Regions from separate parts of the Mus musculus genome. Here region 2 is linked to region 1. Evidence: chromatin loops called from intact Hi-C (ENCODE). Cell type or tissue: left cerebral cortex. All regions are shown on one strand.

Region 1 (8,000 bases):
CCTACGTGGTGACAGAAACTGTCTCCCTGCTTCTCTTAAAGCCTACCAACCAGGTGGCTACCCGCTGGCCTCAGAGAGACACATGGTCTCAGCACCTGTGGGAATGAGAGCTTGCATGTTGACGGTTTCCATCCAATCTTTCATGCACAGTTCCCGCTGCCTGTGGCCTCTAATGGCTTTCCAGGGTAGGAGACAGGGCAGAGTATCAGAGTGTTCCTCCAAAGGAGGAGCTACAGGTATATGTTAACTCCTAGTCTGAACCAGGTTATTGATCAAAATATGTGTCCTGTTTACTGTTTAAGATGACATCAACACAGTTAGACTGGATGACAGATGACTTAGGTTTCCATTTTCATGGAAAATGTTGACTTATTTTTTTTTCCAATGCATAATTCTTTGGGTAGATTACAGTATACAATTTTGCCTGTATGGCTTTGGAAAAAAAGTCTGCAGTGAGCATGTTTATAAGGAAATCTGCTGCCGTATCAAGCCAGTCCCATGAGCAGTTCAACAGACTCCTGTTCTCTAAATTCCAAAAGGCTAGGCAGTGGCTATCCAAGCTGCCCTGGCTTCCCCAGCCCCCAGCTTCTCCCACTGCCACCCCCTGCAGCTTCTCCAAACCCCAATCTAACAAATTGGTGCTTTTAGGCATAAAACTCCACACTTGTATTTCAGAATGCTAATTCCCATTAAATAGGATGTCAATTTTCCAAGCAAGTCTCTCCTTTATCAGCAAAATTTGATTCCATTGGACTGATTGATTGTGCTTAGAACTGTCAACACTTTCTGACTAGGGAGTGTGGATGGAGAGTTGGTGGCTGGGCAGTGTTGCACGGTGTGGCATTCCTGGGCTGGGGAAGTCAGGAGAGTACAAACGCACAAATAATTAATTCAAATCAATATAGCAAGGGTTTCAGGCTGAGAGGTATTTAATTATGCTGTTCAAAAAGAAGATGCCTGATCTTCAGCTGGTCTACTCCATGCTGCAAATAATAGAGCACTTTTAATTTGTGCAGCAGGGATGTTAATCTTTCACCATGTAATCCAGTCCTTGGGGAATGGCATAAATACGTAGCACTACATGCATGGGACTCCCTGAGGAGGCTCTCAATCAACTAGCCTGACTTTTCCCATGGGCTTTTCGTGTCAGTCTCTCAATACACAATTAGGAAATACATAATTGGCCAATGAATGATAACAGATGGATGAATGCATGAATTGAAACATGTTTGGGTAGATTGATAGATGAATTAATTGATGGCTGGAGAGCATAGCTGGCTGGATACACACATGCACCAATGCATGGTGGGTAGAAGGATAGATGGATGGCTAGGTGGCTAGGTGGGCTGAGTAGTTGGATTAATGAATAGGGGTTGGTGAGTAGAGATGAATGGGAGTAAATAGATGGGTAGGTAGGTGAGTGGAAGAAGAGACAGTGAAGTGGAAACTCAAGGGTTCTTTGGATAGTCAGTTGTGTTGCTGGGGCAAACACATGAAGGAGTGTTTTCCTGAAGTGGACACAGGTAAAAGGCTAAGACAGTCTTGTGAAGCAATGTTTGACTGAAGCAGACACAGGACAGAGGATGTTCTGCTAAAGCAAGCATGTGAAAGACACGTGATGAAGGATTCTTCACTTAATGACCACATGCATTGGTCCACCTTACATTGCATAGTTGAGCTCCATTTGTCAGGACTCCATAGAGAGAAACACACCAAAAAACTTGTGGTGGTTGCTATAGTTTTTGCTGCTTCCTTGGACTTTGCCTGATTGGCAGAGTGGTGTCAGCTGAGACAGACTCACGTGCTGAGACAAAACCCATGGAGGATATGTGATGTTTGGAAGGAGTATAAAAAGACTTGAGGGACAGTGTTGGAGGCTGACCTTGACTTGCTTACATAGCTAAATGGTTCTTGGTCTCAGGTCTTCACTGATCTTTGCTTCATCTAGAAAGACACAGAGCTGAGAACTTCTCCTGACATCCCCGCTGGTCTGAATCCCTCCTTCCTGGTTGTTCCTGCTAGTTCTTAACACCTGTCCTATCCATGCACCACTGATCTAGATTGTTGGTGTATCCATGAAGTGTTTGTGAGTGGATTGAGCTGTCGCTGCTAATTTGTGAACTGAACTGCTGATTTCCAGACAACACAGATGGGAGTTGCTCCAAAGAACCTTTTTAAACAGGTCTTCTTCCCCCACCCCACCTCCCCGACCCTCCCTCCCCCCCCCCCTATCCTTTCTTTTTTCACTCCCTCTGGTGGGCGGTGGGTTAAAAGGGAGGTTAAAGTGTTTAAGAACCATCATGAAAAATAGCCATTAACAAACTAAAGCTGCAAAACAGAGATAGAGACAGAAAATTTCAGATTGTGAGACAATCGCAACACCCACTTACCCTTGATCATAGTTAATGATCTCTAGGTCTTACTTGAACCAATAGCACAAATGATTCTACAGAATGATTCCCCTCTCAAAGGGTTCACTTCACAGTTTCTTTTAACAGAAATCTTTCACAACAGATTTTAAGTAAGACCTGAATTCTTAAAGAGAACCATGTAGACACACAGGCACACACGCACACAATGATTTGCAAATCTATATATCAAGGTGTTAAAAATTTTTTCTTGGACTGGTGTATTGGTTAATGATAGAACAGGTGCCTAGTATAGACAATTCTCTGGCTTCCAAGCCCAGCACTTCAAAGAAAAATAAAAAGGTATGTTTTTCTGGTAGATGGAATCATATGCCTGATTGAGGGTCACCTATTCTGTAAAAAGATTTTTTATTTCTGTAATAAGATCAACACAATAAAATTAATTTAAAAATACATTTTCACATACTCCAACTATAATCTGTAAAGATACCTCTCTCCACCTGCTGTCACAAGCACGTTTACTCCATGGAAGACACTTTCTAGAAACATCACTTTCAATCTCACCTCCTGGATGGCTCAGTGTGGCAACCAGCAGATTTTGTAAGTGGAAAGGCTGAGGCATTATCTGTGTTGGGTGATCATTTACCATATTGTATATTCAAAATCTTGCCCAAGAACGACAGGGATAGCAGCCACGAGGGACATAGGCATACAAGGCCATGGAGAGCTAGGGCAGAGTGACATGCATTCGTCTATCACACAGATTATGACTTCCTGAACAGGAGACACTGCTGACTATGAGCCAAGCCTCCTCCCTCAATTCCACGATGAAGGAAGCCGAGGAATAAACAGTTAACTAGAATTCAAGTTGAACTACAGCAAACATAGTTAACGAGTTTAGAATGGAATTCAGGAGAATTAGTTTACTGTGATGGGGTCCCTGGGGAGCATGGACAGCAGTGCTTGCCCAGACTGAGCAAAAGTGTTGTTTGAGATGATGAGCCATCACAAGCCTCCTGCCTCTCCCTGTTTGGAGAGTTCTGTTAGACACACAGGCAGTCAGCCTTCCCTACAAGCAACACTTGGGCAAAACCCAATGATATTTTTTTTTTCACAAGTGTTTGTCACCAGAAGTGGAAGCCTTTCTGAGGTGTCTAGAAATATGGAGACAAAGCCCAGAAAATCTTGGGTTGTCTGAGCCAAAGGCAGACTGTGTAGGAGTCTCAGAACCAGATCAAGAACATGAATAAACTGCTGGACAAGAGATGCGACATGCAGCATATGCCCAGTGGAGTCAGCCAAGAGAGTTGTATGCACTGAGTGTTTCCAGCATCCTGGGAAAGACAGTGTCATGTGAACCACAGGCTAACTGTCATGGTAGAGACAGATGGGTGGGTAAGGAGGGCATGCCACAACAGAAGCAACAAGAAAAACTCTGAAACAAACGCCAGCTTTTCTCCCTGCCAGAGCCAGGCTGTTCTGTGCACAGGCACCCATGGGAGACAACTGAACAAGGCAGCTGTGTGGAGATACTACAAGGAAACAGAGCAATCCAGGTCTCAATCTTTGTTGATTGTGTGGAAAACTAGAATGAGTCAAGTAAATGAGATATTTCCCATTTCCTTTTAAATTTTATGAGTCAGGGACAAGGAAAATGATTTATCCAGTAGGAAGTATTTTTAGCAATTGGTTTTACTTTATTAAGCAGATGCAAGGTGACTGAATGCTACAGTAACACTTGCTATAGATTACAAACCATTGAATGAAATCCATAAAACCATGAGCAAGTCAGGAGACTTTGTCCTGGCTTGTTTCTAAGCTGTCTAGTCAATGACAATGAAAGAAAAGCAGAGACACCACGTGTGTCTGATTAATCTTTCTTTTGCACAGGAGCTGTCTAGTCTTATTCTCTTGAATAAAAGGGACAGCTAGGTGTGGTGCCAAATGCCTCTAGTTCCAGCATCCAGGAGCCTGAGGCAGGAGGATTGCTATAAGTTCAAGTATAGCATGAGCTACATATACATAGCAAGGTCAAACCTCAGAAAAATAAACAAAACACAAATCAAGGAAAAAGATTCAATGGAGAAATTCAGATGGAAGGTCATATGCAAATTACCTTGTGATAAGGTCTCACCCCTTCAGGGCATCCACAAAATTCCTGCAGTCTACATGATCCCATGACCAAATGGTAGGTAGAGACTAGTTCTTGAGATGTGCTACAACTGTAGTAGATGCTTCTTGTTACACGTATGACATCCTCTCAGGCATTTACAACTGTAGTCTTGTTGGGATGGAAGCTTCTAGAGCACTGAGCAAGGCTCCTGTGCAAAAGAAAGATTAATCAGACACACTTGGTGTCTCTGCTTTTCTTTCCAAGGTCTCCTTTAAGCCCCATGCCCCATCAGCCACAGAGAGGGACACACAGAAGTAAGAATGGTGCCTTGGAGCTTCCTTGTATTCTTATTTTCAGTGTGCAACTAAGCCCCCACCTCAGCATCCCACAAGAGTGAGCTTGACAATACATCTATTAGCTCTTCTTTTTCTAAGATAATGTTCTCTGCTCTTTTGGAATTACCCACAAGAAAATCCTGGTTCTAGAACAAGGATCTTTGCAGGGTTTAGTGTCTTGCCACCCTTCTTCTTTCACTATGACACAAAGTTGGTGTTTTCTTGAGTAATTATTATGATATCATTTTCTGCAGCTAAGTAAGAAGTGGGCCCACAATGAGGAAGTGTGAGCATACCCCTACTTTCTCCATCTGAGAGATGTTACCAGGTGCTGCTAGAGTTCACACTAATGAACGAAACAGCTTCTAAACACGCCCTGGTAAAGACGACCTCATCTACCAGACTGTCCTTCTCTAAGGCCCTGACTGTGGCTTCTTCAGTCTGACTCACTCAGCTCCCTTAGGGTTACTTCCATGAACTCCTGATTATGATTCTATTAGCAGATATTCTCCCCTGCTCAGGATAGTCAAAATCAGGCTCTGTACATGTACCGTGGACCCCAGCCAACAGCTGAGTGTTATCCTGGTCTTTATCAGGACAGCAGCAGCTTCATGATAGCCAAGGGTGAAATTTCATTTGTCATAGGATGGGGTGGTAGCCAGAGAGAAATTCTGACTGCCTTCTAGGATCTGAGTGTTTAAGAACCTTCCAAATTTCAGATGTGAAATCCTACCTCTTCAGGTGATGGTTATAATGGAGTCCCTATGGGGTGAATAGACCAGGAGAGAGCTCTTTTTAAGATTTTCACCCCTGTAGAAGTGGTGTGTGTGTGTGTGTGTGTGTGTGTGTGTGTGTGTGTGAGTGTGAGAGAGAGAGAGAGAGAGAGAGAGAGAGGCTTCTTGTTCTATGTGATGATACTACTGTTGAGTCGATAAGAGGTTCACCAGAAAGTAAATCTTCCACTGCCTTTTTCTTACACCTTCCAGCCACTAGAAGGTGAGGAGTCAGTTACTGTCTGTAAGCCTGTTAGACTCGATGGATGTTCTCAAGAGCAATCACTAGCTTAACTGTTCAGGTAGACTAAAACAACTGCACTACATTTTCTAAGATATGTTTTGGGGATGGGGGAGCTAGAGTGATGGCTCTGAAGTTATGAACGCTTACTGGTCTTACAAAGGGACCTGAGTTAAGTTCCCAGCACATATCTTAGTAGTACCTGTATGTCCATATCTAGGGGATCTGACACCTCTGGACTCCTTAGATACTCACTCTCATAGGCACGTACCCACATGGATGCACATACGTGATTAAAAAACTGAAATGATTCTTTAAAAAGACTTTTTTTAAAACAATTTTTATTACATTCATTTGCCAGGAGTTACATACCATAAGTATTTGGAGGTCAGAGAACAGCTTGTGGTTATTCATTCACTACCAAGTGAGTCCCAGGGACAGGTCATCAGACTTGGTGGTAGGTATCTATTTTTTGTTTTTTTGAGAAAGATTTTTTTATTAGATATTTTTCTTTATATACATTTCAAATGCTATCCCGAAAGTTCCCTATAACTCCCCCCCCCCTCGCCCTGCTCCTTCACCCACCCACTCCTGCTTCTTGGCCCTGGCATTCCCCTGTACTGGGGCATATAAAGTTTGCAATGGTGGTAGGTATCTTAACCCATTGAGCCATCTTGTTTGCCCACTGCTAAACCACATCCTTTCTCTGTGTCCGTTGGTTCAGTTTTTTTCAGGGCTTTGCAGGCCAGGTCTTATAATCCAGACAAAAGCAAGCATGTTTTTGTACCTCTGTCTTTCCCTCTCTCCACTACTGTCTTCCTGTCTTTTCCCCTCCTTTCCTCTTTTTCTCCTTTTTTCCCTTGCTAATCCACTTTACCATTACAAAGGCACCAGCTCCATCTACTGGTAGTCATAAGGAAATCCAGTGATGCCCACTTGGCCTGAAAGATGCTGTAATGTGCACCCACCCTAGCAGTCCTTCAGGAAGATGGCAGTGAGATGTGCTTCCCATGGTTAGCCCAGGAACTTGCATCTCTGACAGACTCTCAGGAGGTCCTAATGTAGCCATGCAGATGCTCAGCTGCCAAGATCCACTAATAAGGACATGCTTAGGCCCTGTTCAGGCTTCCTGGGTAGGCTACCCACCCCTCCTCAAGCCCATCAAGAGAGCCTATTTGCTTAACAGCAAAGATTAAAAGGAAGACTTTGTTCTGAGGAGATGTGATAAGGAGTGAGTTGTCAATGACATTTTGATGAGGCTTTTTTTTTTTTTTTTTTTTTTTTTTTTTTTTTTTTAACACAGGGACATTTAACACAGTCTACAAACCCAACCATTAAACTTGCAGCCAAGAAATTACTTTCAGCAAGTAATGATCAAATGAGATCAGATCAGATCCCAGACTTGAGATTCACCCCATCATCTGCCAGAGACCATGACTGGAACATTACTGGTTAATTAAAAGATGCCTTTCTGGTTAGTTCCCATTGATCGTGCAAACTTTATATGCTTCAGTACAGGGGAACGCCAGGGCCAAGAAGTGGGAGTGGGTGGGTAGGGGAGTTGGGGGGAGGGTATGCGGGACTTTTGGGATAGCATTGGAAATGTAAATGAGGAAAATACCTAATAAAAAATTAAAAAATAAGATGCCTTTCTACATCTGGACACAGTACTTCTAGCTCAGCCACTTCAGTTGTTCACATCGGAGTGGGCTGTTTCAGCTGCCCCTTCCTTGCCCAGATAACCATTAGATTCCTACCCTGGACCCCTATATATTTCACCCTCTGTTCATCCCTCATCTTGTGATGGGCTCTGGTCATATCCATGCCATACACACTGCATACTCCCTTCAACCCTTACTCCTCACCTGCTCCGTTCTCCTCTGTGCTATCCACAGCTTCCACTCCACCAGCTCTAGATTCCCCTGTTTCAATGGTTCTCACAAAAGTGGCCAGTCCTGCCCTTCTGAGCTCTTCTCTTATTATTAGCAAAGGGACCTGTCAACCTACTCTCAGTGTACGAGCAGCATCTATTTGGAGCAGCAGTGCAATTTCAACAGAGTCTGAAAAAAACCATGAGGTTGGCAAATGGTAAGAGAAAATTTCCCTTCCTTCTTCCATCAGAAGCAGATATGTGGCTTAGGGAGGGGCACACAGCATTGTATTCCAGAG
Region 2 (8,000 bases), 130 kb before region 1:
CTCATCCAAACAGCCTCCTGGTAATAAAGAAGGGGATATTAAAACTGCTGGGAGGTTGAAGTATATGTATACCACGTCAAGGGTACCTCCACTTCTGCATGATCCTTCCCTGACTCAGTGCTGCCAGGGCCAAAAGCTCGACTCTTTCAGTCTGCAGGAGAATGGCAAAGGGAAGGTGTTTGCTAGCAGTGCCCTCCTTCCCTCTCAACCCGATAATGCAGTCACACCTGCCCAGAGTGCCAATCATTCATTCACTCAACAAACACATTCAAGTAGCCAGGCCTTGAGCACTCTGGTGCAAAGATGAAAGGCCAGTGTCAGGCCTGGAGACACAGTCTGGCAGGAGAGATAAGAAGCCACCTGACATTCCACATACATTCTGAAAGATCTGAATTTTAAGAGAAACCTGAAGAAGAACTTGCTTAACGCCAGGGTTGAATCTCAAATGTGGAACTGGATGCCTCGGTGACTGGGGTATTCATGAGTTTAAATATAGTTTACACTTCTGCCCCACTAGCCAGCAGTACCAGTAGCTTCCTTTGCAAGGCCTCTTTCCACCATGCCCCTCAGACATACCTGCCCAGCCTTGGTCCTCTGCATGGCCCAGGACCCAGCTGCTTACCTCAGGACAGCTGAGTTCCCTACCTTTCATTCTCTTCAGTGGTCTGGCAAGCCTCATATTGTCTGAAGGTTGGTGGCTAGAAGACCCAGACTTCTGCTTTGGTTTGAGACTACTGCAATCCTGCAAAAGCCAGATTCTGTTCTAACTACTCAGCCCTGTAGGCAAGTATCCACAGTCACACAAGACCTTTGTTAGCATATGATTGGAGCCCCTTCTTCTCTACCAAGAGACACCTAGCCTATCTGGCAGAGAATAAACATCAGGCCCTCATCACCCATCCCATAATGCAAAGTCTCTCCCACCAGCACTGCCTCTGTCTGCCAAGCCTCCGCAATGACTCAAACTCAACTGGCGCTTGTGCTAATGAACTTGGATGTGTCTAAGTCCATTTAATGGCATTTAATTATGCACTACTTCCATTGACAGGCTCAGGAAGATCTACACTGACTACTGACCTGTTGGGCTACTTTGTATATATGTCTATGCAGACCTCGTGCTGCTTGCTGGAAATTGCACTTTTGCCTGGGGCAAGGATGGGAGTCCTATGGAAACAGTGTTCAATGTTCAACATCTCCCAGAGGATCCTGGGAGGAGTCTACCTGCCAGGTCTCCTAATTCAGCAATATTCATTGGGCGTCTATACAGGCCAGAGAGCTGGAACTAGACATGTGTACACTAAAACCTCCAACCTTGTGGCATCCAACAATTCCAATAAGAGATGGAAGGGGTGGGGGTGGAGAGTAGGATTCAAAGGCCTCAGTCTAAGGGAGCCTGCCAAGGTCTGCGACCCACCTATTCAACATTCACTTGGGTGCCTCTGGTTCTGGATGCCGTGTGGCTCTTTCTCCAAAGTATCTTCTAAAGTCTAGTGTTCAGGAGCTAGTTGAGGTGTGATTGTTAGAAGTAAGTGGCACGTCTCAAACAAATCACACCATGTAGCAGGTCTCATATGGGAGGTGTGTTGGGATGGGGAGACAGAGGCAGCCTCTGGAAGAGGAGGGAGAAGAAGAGGGATGGGGGGCAAGGAGATCGAGATTTATACTGGGCCCGTGACGCATGTGCGAAGGGACATGCCTCAGAGGCCATGGCGCATGTGCAAAGGGGTGGACACAAGAGTGAGCTGTTGCCTCTTGGGCTGCTAGAAATGAAGTGTCTCGTCGCTAGGTCCCTGAGAGCTGGCTATGAAGATGCTCAATTGTTGTGAAGTCACTTGTAGCTGTCTTGATCGCTAACAGATCAACATCTCTACAGCCTACAGAGCCACGTACAGCCCAGTCAAGCCAGTGGTAAGATAAAGCATGGGCCATGTACCTTTCAGTCAGAAGACTGAATCCTACCACACTATACCAGAACCCAATGCACTCAAAACCTAACATTACCATCGCTTAATTCTGTATTCTAAAAATAAGTGGGGGTGAGAGAAGAAATATGAGAGGGGAAAACATAAACAGAAGCAGAAAAAAGAAGGAGGTAGGGAGAGAGACTAATCTTGCCTAAACCAGTCTTTTCTCGGCTTTGATATCATTGAGGATGACAAGGATTAGACTGTACTTAGTAAGTCATGTTTGGCTCCATATAGTTCCCTAGAGCTGTGGCTTTTTTTCCAGTATGATTTAGGATGGTCTCCACAGAAGGGCTCTTGCTGAGTAACACCTGATAACACTATTGCTGTCTCTGCCATCTGCTTAGTCAGGGGATCTTGAAAGAGCATATATACTTACTGTTTGTTTTTAAGAACCCCTTTGTTTTTCCTTCACTATTGACCTCTAAGCTTGAGGTTCTACTTTCTCATTGTGTCTGAGCCCAACAATCAGAACAATGGAATGCTCAGCTTGACACCTGCCAACAGCAAAGTGGCTCACCCCCTTGGAACCTCTCCTAGTCTAGGCAGAACATCAAGATGTCTGATATCATAACTCATTGGGAAGTGCTATTTTGGGTTGAAAAGATTTGAGTTCTTCCCCCAAGAACATACCAAGGTTCTACAACTCCCCAAAAGGGTACAATTGAGAAGCTAGTTGAAGACAAATGCTTCTGCTTCTGAGAATGGTCTAGAAGGTTTGCTGAGTCTTAAGATAGCATGTGGTCAGTTCATATCCCATTTAGAGGAAGGATCCCAAAGCAAGGAGGACCAAGGATAGAAAGAAGCAGGAGCTGCCCACCAATGCTCCACTGTATCCTTATGCCAGCAGGTGGCCACTGTCCCAGGTTAGGCCATGGGGCGAACTTAGATTCAAACATGTAGTATGGAAGGCAATCAGGAGGTAGACACACAGGACGCTCATCCTTGCGATCTGTGTCATTATATGTCCAGACACACAAGAAGATGTGAGCAGGAAAGGGACTGCAGCCATCCTGAGGTGTGACAGAGAGTAGGAGAGTACTGAGGACATCTAAGCGAAACAGGTGGACAGATCTCACCTGTCCCATGGGAGAGCAGGGTGGAATTAACACACAGATAGATATACTTCATCTAGTCCTGGGTTCTAGGATAACACCCCAACCAATCTCACCTTACACCTACACTAGAGAAGATCCTGTGAGAGAGGACCTCCTCTCTCCTCCTGCAGTGAGCACAGGGGAGGTAGATGCCAAAGCCAAGTCTTACAGTATGCTGCTGTGTGGCCAGTGCTGGGCATGCTATCTCACACTATCTTTGTCCCCAAGAAGTTCCCAGAATACAAGAATTGGGAAACAAGAAACACATCCCACCAGAGCCTTTATGGTTTTTACTATGACTGCAACATTATCCTTTTGTCCAGGTCCTGTCAGTAAGCCAGGCTCTGGACACAGGAATGGGCAGAGAGCCATGTTAGTTGGCCTAAGCTGCTGTCACCAGTAGGGGACAATAGTAGCAAACCATACCACTACTGGAGTTCATGGACTCCACATGTTTGCACCTCCCACACACCAAACCCATCTCCAGGAAGGATAGAGACAGAGTAGGCAGGAAAACGTGCTTCTCGAGTTGGGAGGCAGAAGCAAGAGGCAAGTTGCTGCTCATTCGGAGATCCTCTCAGGTTGATTCATATTCTACACACACATAGCAACGCAGGAAGGAAGAGGCAGATTTCAGTCTCTTTAAGCTGGGACATCAACTCTACCTTTGGTCTCAGCAGGCTGTGTGACCCAGCACTACTCAACCACATCGCTAGGAGCCAGACTTCCCAGGGAGAAGCACAGTGAGGTCAAGCAATAATGTCACCAAGACTGGAAGGGACCCAGGTCCTCAGCTCTGGCTCTACCCTGACTACAGGTACCGACCCTGCCACTCCTTGTACTGGCTCATCCTTGCAATCTGTGTCACTATATGTCCAGAGCACAAGGCTCAAAGAAACTTTCTGCAGGACAAGGTTAGGAAGGTTAGGTGTGGGAACTAAAGGGGGCCAGGGAAAGACGGGGGAGGGAGGATAGCCCACATCTGGCCAGAGTTCCTCCTATGCTCTGGGCAGGAAGACGCAGGAGGGCTGATTAGACACTTTCCACTTGGCCCTGGGTGGGCATCTAAGCCACTGACTCCACTCAACTGGGGTGGGGGTTGGGGGGTGGTGGACCAGGGGCAGCCCCGGACTGGGGAGCCCTAGGGCAACACCCTGTGCCCCAGGGTTATGGGATAGGGCATAGGGAGAGAGGTTCCCACGCAGGCGAGAGTAAACACAAATGAACAGAGACAGTCTATGGTTTTAGAGCTTTATTGTAGAAAGGCAGGGAGAAAGGGAGAAGGTAAAAGAGACACAGAGAGAGACTGGACATGGCCAAGAGGAGAGAAACGGAAAAGAAGAGAGAGAGAAGAAAGGCTAGAAAGTGAGGGGAGAGAGAGAGAAAGGAGAGGAGAGAACAAGAAGAAAGAGAGGAGAGGAGAAAGAACAAGAGAGCAAGAGGAGTGAGAGAGTGAGGAGGGGCCAAACAGCACCTCTTAAGGTATGCTGCTATCTTTACTGTTGCTAGGTAACTGGGGAGGAGTTTAGCCTGAAGGTCAAAAACTTGCGACATTGCCCATGTGACTACTAACCATGCTTCTCTTGTGGGGGCTGAGGGGAGCAGTAACTTCAACAGGAGCCAGGGTTCCAGGAGACATGAGAGAACTTCCGTCCCATGTAGGTGAATTATCACCACCGGGTCCTGGGGTTCCACACCTCAGCTTGACTGGAAACCAGGCTGTCTGTGCATAGCCCAATGCCCCACAGTTAGGCATTCCTTACACTAGCCCTCCCATCTTTCATGATAAATTAGATTGAACCAAAATCCTAAGAGGAGGTGCCTGAGGGATTCCAGGCCAGAACTGACTGGTATAGAGCTCCACTGCCTGGACACCAGTCCACACATCCTGGCTCAGCACTCATGAATTCCCCAAAGACATTCTCTCTAGAGTTCCCAGTTCATGAACTTGCCTCTTCCTCCTCTTTTTCTTGGTCCTGGTGTAAAGAAAATTCCAAGGTGTCAACCAATCACAAGTTCTGTCAGTGTGTGAAACAGAGACACCAGAGCTGGGCCAATGCATGCCTTCTTCAAATATCTTCCTGCCATGGATCCAGGAGTTCCAAGATACCCCTGGCCCCGAATTTGAGTCAGTATCCCTACCAGGGAAGATATTAGCCAAGGTGCTTAAGTTAGGGACAGAGAGAGACCTTAGTCATCTTGTCCTTCTTGGACTGCAAAGAACTCCAAATGTCCTTTTTCAGAGGTCACCATCCATCAGGAGGTCTCATCCATCTATTGAGTTGTACTGTGGCCTTTGTCATCCCGTCTCACAGCAAAGGGCTAGGAGCAGAGAACCAGTCTCCCAGTCAGAGTTGCTGTCATTGCAATCACAGCTGCTTATGCCCAGTGGGATCCTTCAGTGACAACATGAATAAGAAGAGTCATGGCCTTTTTGTGAGGTTTTCTGTGCTAAGTGAGAGATTTCACTCATCATGTCATTAGCAGTTTCTCACAGCCAGGATAGGCTGTGCAGCGATCAGATCAGCCAAGGCTCCTGGGGTAGAGGGTGAGAAGAGGTAGCATGCAGAGTAGACCCTGCTCACACTAATGGGCACACTCCCCCCACTGGGTCTTCAGGACAGACTAGCTATACTTCCATCTACCTTCTGTCTGGCCCTATACCCTTCCTTCCACTACCCAGACACTGTTCTCTCTACTGTACCTTGTAGAAGACACCCCCCTCCCCCAAATCTCCAGGGACATGGGTGCTAGGGTTGAGTTATAGTGCCACATTAGATGGCTGAAGCCTACTGTGCTGATCCTCAGAACTCCCATTCCTGTGTTCTAAGCCTGCCTTTGGCCCAAAGAGCATCAGTTGTAGCCCACCCACTCACAGCTTGCTCTTTTGGGGCCTCAGTCATTCTGTTACTGCCAGAGGCCCTGCAACTACCCCCTGACTAGCTGGCTATTCACACTCCTTAGGAACAAGTGGGGACCAAACACCCCCCTTCTACACCATAGGCTCTATGTAGTAGTCGATAACAGCAGATCCTGCTAGACCTACAGGATGTGAATTGTGATGGAGGACACAATCTGGAGACAAGACACTTGGCTGTCACTCTGCCTTTGAAGTGCAGCCTGGGGAGGTTCTTCCTGGGCTCTGCTTTTCTTCACAGGAATGTGCACATCCCAGAGGGCTCAGCCCTGCTAATAGCTGCAAGTCACCATCACTTAGCATTGTGAACATCAGTATGAATGAAAGGTCTGCTCCTCTGCCACTGCAGGACATGACAGATCTTACTAGACCAGAGAATGAGGCTGTGGCACTCCCACTGAAGCCACAGAGATATACTCTGTGCTGTTCACACCATCCTGTGAGAAGCCTCTGAAAGTACCTCAGAGACAAGCAGGTGTCCTGTTTCAAGAAACTAAAACTCAATGTCTCACCATTCCTATAAGAATGCCAAGCATAAAAGCCGGATACAGTGATGTATTCCTGTAATATCAGCACGCAAGGGGCAGGAGCAGAAAGATCACAAGTTCAAGTTGAGCTGCTCTACACAGCAAGTTGGTTACATAGTAAGCTTTGATTACATAGTAAGAATTTGTCCCCAAACAAGCAAGTAAACAACTGTGAAGAGAAAACCAAGCAGGTTCAGTTGTAAATCCTAGTGAAAAAGCTCAGAGTTAATTTCTGGCTCCCTCTCCCTGCAGACAGCTCCAGGAGACAGGAGTCTAGCTTCAGCCATGCAGTTGATTACTTTATTCAAGTGCAGTAAGGAAGCACTCAAGAATATACATATGAGGAAATGGGGTTCACCCCTCAATGCATTCCCAATTCAGTAGAAGCAGGAGGCTGGACCGTAAGGATACCTTGGGAGTGACACCATCTCTAGGCTCCTGCAGCATGTGTTTGCAGAAGTTACAGAATCTGTTGGAACTTGTCTGCATAAAGGAGAGAGATTGCTTCAATGGTGATGTTAATGCCTTGTCTGTTGGGAAACTGTATTTGTGCAGGGAATGACATGAGTCAGCTGCTTTACACACGAATGAGGAGGCAGGCATGGTGAGGGGTGCTAAAGGCTCATCTTAATGACTTTTGGGCACCTTCCCTGCTGGTTGTATGCCGAGAAGCAAGAAACAATGTGTCTTTATTAGGTCTTTTGCTGTTGCTGTTTGTGGTTTTGTTGCCGATATGATGGTGGTGATAGTGGTGGTGGTGGTGGTGGTGGTGGTGGTGGTGGTGGTGGTGGTGGTGGTGGTAGTTGCTGCATGTCCTGTTGTTTTCAATTTGACACAACTTAGAACACCCTACAGTCATCTGGGAAGAGAGAACATCAATTGAAGAATTGCCTCCAAAAGACGGCCCTGTGCCCATGCCTTTGAGAGTCTGTCTTGACTGGTGACTGATGTATATCCACATGGGCAGTGTCATCCCTAGCCCAGGTCATCTTGGGCTGTAAAAGAAAGCTAGCTGGGCAGGAGACAGTGAGTGATCCAATAAGGACCATTCCTTCCTGGTTTCTGTTTGAATTCTAGTCTTAGCTCCCCTCAACTATGGATGTGACCATGGAGTATTAAGATGAAATAAACCCTTCCCAGGGAGTTTGAAGACAAAATAAGCTCTTTTCCCCACCTAAAGTTACTCTTGGTCAGTGTTTTATTGCAGAAGAAAAAAAGAAACTAAGCGAGGAATTGAAACCAGAAGGTAGTATTTTATTGTACCTGACTGTGTTGTTTTGGGGAAGGAAGATTGGGAGTTGGGGGCTGGAAAAGTCATTGAGTGCTAGCAGAATAATGGGCTGTCATAGAGGGAGCTTGGGAGATAAGAATGCAGAGAGAAATGCAGACAATGGAAGGCTGGCTTGTGAAGTTTCTGAGGGAATCAAAGACTCTATCTGTCAGGGACATTCGTGCAATGTATTTGAATTAAGAATTGTGGTTGCTGGTCAGCTGG

The links. Hi-C counts contacts between places; a loop is a spot of excess contacts. Peaks named below come from ENCODE experiments on the same cell type or tissue, not always from the same donor. Only the 100,000 strongest peaks of a DNase experiment are listed, where the experiment ranks them.
Region 2: it touches region 1 in a loop (8-fold over the local background); 2 of 42 quality-filtered maps call a loop at or near these places.

Annotation. Positions count from the first base shown.
Region 1 is chr7:40,935,966-40,943,965 of GRCm38, forward strand. No RefSeq gene overlaps it. Among named protein-coding and RNA genes, the nearest start is that of Vstm2b, 41 kb to the left of the region's middle. In left cerebral cortex, a CTCF peak has its summit at 6,745 (motif pointing left); DNase peaks (open chromatin) are centred at 3,586 and 6,742.
Region 2 is chr7:40,809,608-40,817,607 of GRCm38, forward strand. No RefSeq gene overlaps it. Among named protein-coding and RNA genes, the nearest start is that of Gm51479, 80 kb to the right of the region's middle. In left cerebral cortex, a CTCF peak has its summit at 3,469 (motif pointing right); a DNase peak (open chromatin) is centred at 3,546.